Regions from separate parts of the Homo sapiens genome. Here region 2 is linked to region 1. A link is an interaction called in ENCODE POLR2A ChIA-PET data of the cell type or tissue named here. Cell type or tissue: PC-3. All regions are shown on one strand. Links, peaks and the distances in the headings refer to the core of each region. The heading gives the core; the rest is flanking DNA. Region 1 overlaps KANSL1 (KAT8 regulatory NSL complex subunit 1). Region 2 overlaps KANSL1 (KAT8 regulatory NSL complex subunit 1).

Evidence for each region. ChIA-PET counts read pairs that join two places held together with the same protein. Peaks named below come from ENCODE experiments on the same cell type or tissue, not always from the same donor. Only the 100,000 strongest peaks of a DNase experiment are listed, where the experiment ranks them.
Region 2: POLR2A ChIA-PET joins it to region 1 with 31 read pairs; 9 of 35 experiments call an interaction of 5 or more read pairs at or near these places.

Annotation. Positions count from the first base shown.
Region 1 is chr17:46,039,502-46,042,312 of GRCh38, forward strand. It overlaps KANSL1 (KAT8 regulatory NSL complex subunit 1), which reads right to left. Exons shown (of 15, transcript NM_015443.4): 8 at 201-383. Among named protein-coding and RNA genes, the nearest start is that of STH, 42 kb to the left of the region's middle. In PC-3, for the core only: no CTCF peak of the experiment used is centred there; no DNase peak of the experiment used is centred there.
Region 2 is chr17:46,099,532-46,102,342 of GRCh38, forward strand. The region is part of intron 2 of KANSL1 (KAT8 regulatory NSL complex subunit 1); the gene reads right to left. Among named protein-coding and RNA genes, the nearest start is that of KANSL1, 92 kb to the right of the region's middle. In PC-3, for the core only: no CTCF peak of the experiment used is centred there; no DNase peak of the experiment used is centred there; H3K27ac peaks cover 797 bases.

The DNA.
Region 1 (2,811 bases), core at 164-2,663:
GATCCATGGTGTCTAGAATAGCTCCCGAAGTCCATCTGAGAGCATCCAAGACAAGCAGAAGCAGTCACTGTGAGCTGAATTTTTTATCGGTCAACTGCCTCTCCCAACCCCAACATGCATGCAAACTACAAATTTGAGAATATAAAAGGAATGAAAAGTCACTGATACTCTGGGGGACTTCCCGGCTCCCTGACACTTACTGGCTGTTGTTAGGAAGGAGCTGACCAATTTGTGCCTGTCCTTACGAGCTGAATCTGGCAGACTGCCCGGCATGGGTGCTCTGTGCTTAAGCGATAACTTTTTGGGAGGTTTGATTTTGTCAAAAGGCTTGTTCTGCCACTGAGATTTCAGCATGCTCTGGAAATGCAGGCTTGTGGGAACATCTGCAAGAAACATAAAATGCTACAGGTTAGTCCAAACACCTGGCCTCTCTAGTGTTCAAGACCTACACTCCATCCTCCTTTAATTTGCCCAGTGGCCTGACACTTGGCAGGGCAAGTGCTGTCATATGGAAGATCTGTTTACGTGAACATTACTGAAGGTCATTCTTCTATTTGCAAGCAGGTCACTTTAGCTTTTTACTTTCAAGTCCCAAAGGGAAACAAAACAAGACACCTTTTTGGTTTGGTTGATGGAGTTTTTGTTCTTGTATCCTTGTTTGTTGAATTTACTGGTTTGAAAACATCCTGTTTCTATTCTAGAGATTTAAAAACATATTTAAGCCTACTTCTTTTCTATCAATATAAAGTTAATCAGGATGCAATTATTCAACAATATTCATTATCTATGTTATCAGGCACTGTACTGAGTACTACATACTCTCTCCAAATAAGAACTACATACCATTCTCTCTTTCCTTCCTCTGTGGCTCCGCCAATTCCCATCATGAGATTATCGGGGATTTTTAGCTGACTGGTTAATGTTCAATATCACAAATCAACATCTTTTGGACTGAATTTTTTATGCTGTTTCTTATCTTTCCATTTTCTTAGATTTTTCCCAAGAATATATCCTTGAGCAATTCCTTTAGAAAAGGAATTTCTAGATTTAAACCATTTTCCTCTCAAACATTTAAAGCTATTCAATTCTTCCGTGTATTCTAATATCCAGTGCTATATTTAAGAGGGAATCGGATTCTTTCTTACTTGTAGGTGGTCTGGTTTTTGCCTTTTAAGCTTCTGCAAAAAACAACAACAAACTTGTGGTATTACACTGACTCTACAGATCAATTTGGGGACAACTTCCATGTGTTCCACCACCAATACTGAATCTTTCAATCGACTGACGTGGTATCTCTCTCTCCATCTATTTACGTTTGTCTTGATTTTCTCTTGACAGCGTTTAGTTATTGTTGACATACCGGTCTTAAATACAATTTGTTAAGTTTATTCCTAAGAATTAATGTTTTCTGATGGGCAGAAGTTGGAAGAGTTTGCAGGGTTCAGAAGAAGACAGGAAGATGAGGGAAAGTCTGGAACTTCTTAGAGATTTGTTAAATGGTTTTGACCAAAATACTGATAGAAATACGGGCAGTGAAGGCCAGGCTGACAAAAGTCTCAGATGGAAATGATTAAAGATAGTACCTTTTAAAATTTCAACTTCAGTTCTTCATTACTAGTATATAGAAGTACAATAAACTGCTATATAATGACCTTGTAGCCTGTGAAACTACTTCGTTATAGACTTTTTCTTGTTTATTCAGTAGGATTTTCTATAGACATAAGTACATCATCTACAAATGGAGACTGTTTTACCTTTTCTTTCCAATCTGTATTCCTTTTTTACTTCTTGCCTATTACTCTGACTGGAACCTCTGGTGCTGATGTACAACTTTTAGATTTTCCTTTTCATGTTTTCAATATTCTGACATTTCACCACCATGGATAGCGGTGTGAGTCTGTTTTCAAGCTTCTGCAAAGCTTTCCAGGGATATTCAAATCTAAAAGCCAGCACATTTTTCCTCACCTCCCAGTTCCTCCTGGGAATCGGTAACCACTTGGGGCATGCTCAGAAGTTCCCGCCAGAGTCCCTATCCACTGCTTCAGAATAGAATGAAACACCACTACTTCAAGGAAGAAGGCTCTGGTGGGGTGAGAGGACAGGAAAGGAAAATCTAACCTAGCTATTCCAAAATGAGTCCAAATTTATCACCCAGACAAATGCCCAGGTCCTATCACTACTCCTTCTGCCCTTTAATTCTGGGTCAAAAACCTCCTGTAATCAGTTCCCACCTCACAGCAACTTACTCCTGGCATGTGCTTTGGGCTATCTTTCTATTTATTTCTTCACAGTTATCTTGTCTTTATCCATCTTTCAAAAATAATTACAAATTCCAGTCACTGATAGCATGTCTTCTAGAACTATTAGAAATTTATTTTGTGTGTGTGTGTGTGTGTGTGTGTGTGTGTGTATATTTTTTTTTTTTTGAGACGGAGTCTTGCTGTCGCCCAGGCTGGAGTGCAGTGGTACCATCTCGGCTCACTGCAAGCTCCGCTTCCCAGGTTCATGCCATTCTCCTGCCTCAGCCTCCTGAGTAGGTGGGACTACAGGCACCCGCCACCTCGCCCGGCTAGTTTTCTGTATTTTCAGTAGAGACGGGGTTTCACTGTGTTAGCCAGGATGGTCTCGATCTCGACCTCGTGATCCACCTGCCTCGGCCTCCCAAAGTGCTGGGATTACAGGCGTGAGCCACTGCACCCGGCCTGTTTAATATATTTTCTAAAAGCTTATGGGGTTTTGGGTCCCATAGAGCACAGAGGATATGCTCAATCTGAACTGAGGATAAGAAGGCAGGGAAGAGACGTCTAAATT
Region 2 (2,811 bases), core at 211-2,710, 60 kb after region 1:
GGTTGCAGAATAATACTTTAAATACAATGAGGACTTGGTTTCTAATATAGTCATTATCAATAATGAAGAAAATCACGTGGATTCTAACACTGATGAGTCAACTCATTCCTGATGCTTGTTTCTGTGCTATTAGTGAAATAACTGTTTTAACTATGTGCCTGAGTAGGACACTAGAATGCCTTAGAACGTTTGATTTTACCGTGTGCTTTATCCTAGTCCATACAAAAACATGTACTATATATACTGTAGTTATCACCTGAGTGGGAATTCTTTTCAACTCGTATTTTGCTCATTGCTTTTATAAACTTTTTATTGGTAAAAATGGCTTTGTCACCATGTGCTATACAAAAATTCATTAAAATGTTACATGATGAATTACTTTTTGGTTACCTAAATGCAGTATCAATATTTGCTTTTGTGACACCACATGAATAGTACACCTTAATGTTAACCAGCTATGTGCTAGTATTGGTTTACATAAGAAATATTTGTTGTATATAAATATTTCATTAGCTATGAACTTGTACTTTAATCGTTCTTTTTACACAGTTAGACTATTACCACAGAGAATTGAGAATGCTCTGTTGACTCTAAGAACATAGATCTTTCCTGTGTTTGTTTCACACTGCTTTTGAGCTAGGTAGTGAGTACCTGTGAATGGTTTTTTGTTGTTTTCTTCATGTGACTCAACAATTTTAAGACTTCTCATTGGTGAAATCTATGGTGAAACCCCATCTCTACTAAAAATAAAAAAAATTATCCAGACGTAGTCGCGCACGCCTGTAATCCCAGCTACATAGGAGGCTGAGGCAGGAGAATTGCTTGAATCCAGGAGGTGACGGAGGCTGCCGTGGGCCCAGACCACACGCCACTGCCCTTCAGCCTGTACAACAGAGTGAGACTCCCTCTCCCCAAAAAAAAAAAAAAAAAGCGCCCTCTATAAACACACTTAAACCATACAGTAAAAGTAATTAATTTTTTTCCTTGCAAATTCAGGGTTCAGCTTACATGTTGGCTAAAAATTAATTTTTGTTTTTAGTTCTTTAAAGTTATTAATAGTCAATGGGTTTAAAAGGGATTATCAATAGATCAACTCTTTTGTATTTATTAGATAAGTAGCACCAAAAGCTAGACATTGAACCACATGGAACACCACATGTTGACTACCAGGCCTAGTGCCTCTAATTAAGTCACCTAATTCTATTCTAAGATGGGAAATTTGTATGTCAATCCAGTAGAACAGGGCTGGTGGATTATGCTTCTCTTCCCTGATGTATTAACATAAATTTTTTTAAATCTCATTAAGGCAACAAACATGCCAGAAAAACCCGAATGGTGGTAATTTCAACTTTGATTCTGATTTCAGTCCCATCTCGATTCTTTCCTTTTAATGAAACAAAGGTTCTATTAGCCAACTAAAGTAAAATGACTGTTCACAGTGAGCTACACAGTGCTACATTCACACTGGTAGATAAATTGACAAAGGATTATGTGCTACTTCCAAGTGTGCAGGAAATCCTGAGACATCTAAGTTCTGAAATCTCCAGGTTATTTAGATAACTTTTAAAAACCAAAAGATTCAAATAAAACTGAGATCATCCCAGAGCGTACAATTGCCAGATTAACAGTTTTCAGGGTAAGAGTTAGGGTCACTGTGGGGCAGGAATGAGAAATCTTGAAATTGCTGAGTCACATGAAAAAAACAAAAACAAAAAACCACTCACAAGTACTCACTACCTAGCTCAAAAGCAGTGTGAAACAGAGGGAAGATCAGGAGACAAGTTCTCACTTTTACTTACTTTATGTGATCCTAAACATATAAATTGACCTCTGCAAATAAGAACAACATCTGCTTCACAAAGTTGTGATAGCCATACAATGATGTAATCCTAACTGCAACCTAAAATGTATGTATTAGATAAGAATAACAATTTAGTCAGCTGGGCACGGTGGCTCAGGCCTGTAATCCCAGCACTTTGGGAGGCCGAGGCAGGCAGATCACAAGATAAGGAGTCTGAGATCAGCCTGACTAACATAGTGAAACCCCGTCTCTACTAAAAATACAAAAAAAAATTAGCCGGGCTTAGTAGCACGCGCCTGTAATCCCAGCTACTCAGGAGGCTGAGGCAGGAGAATCGCTTGAACCCGGGAGGCAGAGGTTACAGTGAGTCGAGATCGTGCCACTGCTCTCCAGCCTGGGGGACAGAGCAAGACTCTGTCTACAAAAAAAAAAAAAAAAAAAAAAAAAGAAATAACAATTTAGTCATTATAACCATGGATTTAAATTCCGTATCAAAAAGGTACAAAAAAGGAAGAAAAACAGAATAAGATTAAAGAAAAACCTCTCAGATAAATTCAGGAAACAAGTGTTTTCAGTTAGCAACAAGCCATATTCTGAGAGTTTCTTGAGCTTTGAACTTTAGAGTCATCTAAAAGTTCCACTCTAAACAGAAAAATCAAAGTAGTCTATTAGAATAGACATTGCATTATCAGTGACATTACCACCAAATTTAAAAAGATGGAGGGGATAAAGCACAAGGAGAAAAAGAAGAGAACCAAACTGTCCAGAGTTAAATATCCCACATTTTAGTTGTAAAGTAAAACCCAGGAAAAAACTCGGATACATACTTCGTCTTAACCCATTCTCATCTGTCACATGACCTAGGTTGTGTCAGCTTTCTACAGATATCTGTAGTAATGTGGAACAAATGTACCAGAGCCAATACTTTTTTTTTTGAGATGGAATCTCGCTCTGTCACCCAGGCTGGAGTGCAGAGGCACGATCTCAGCTCACTGCAACCTCTGCCTCTC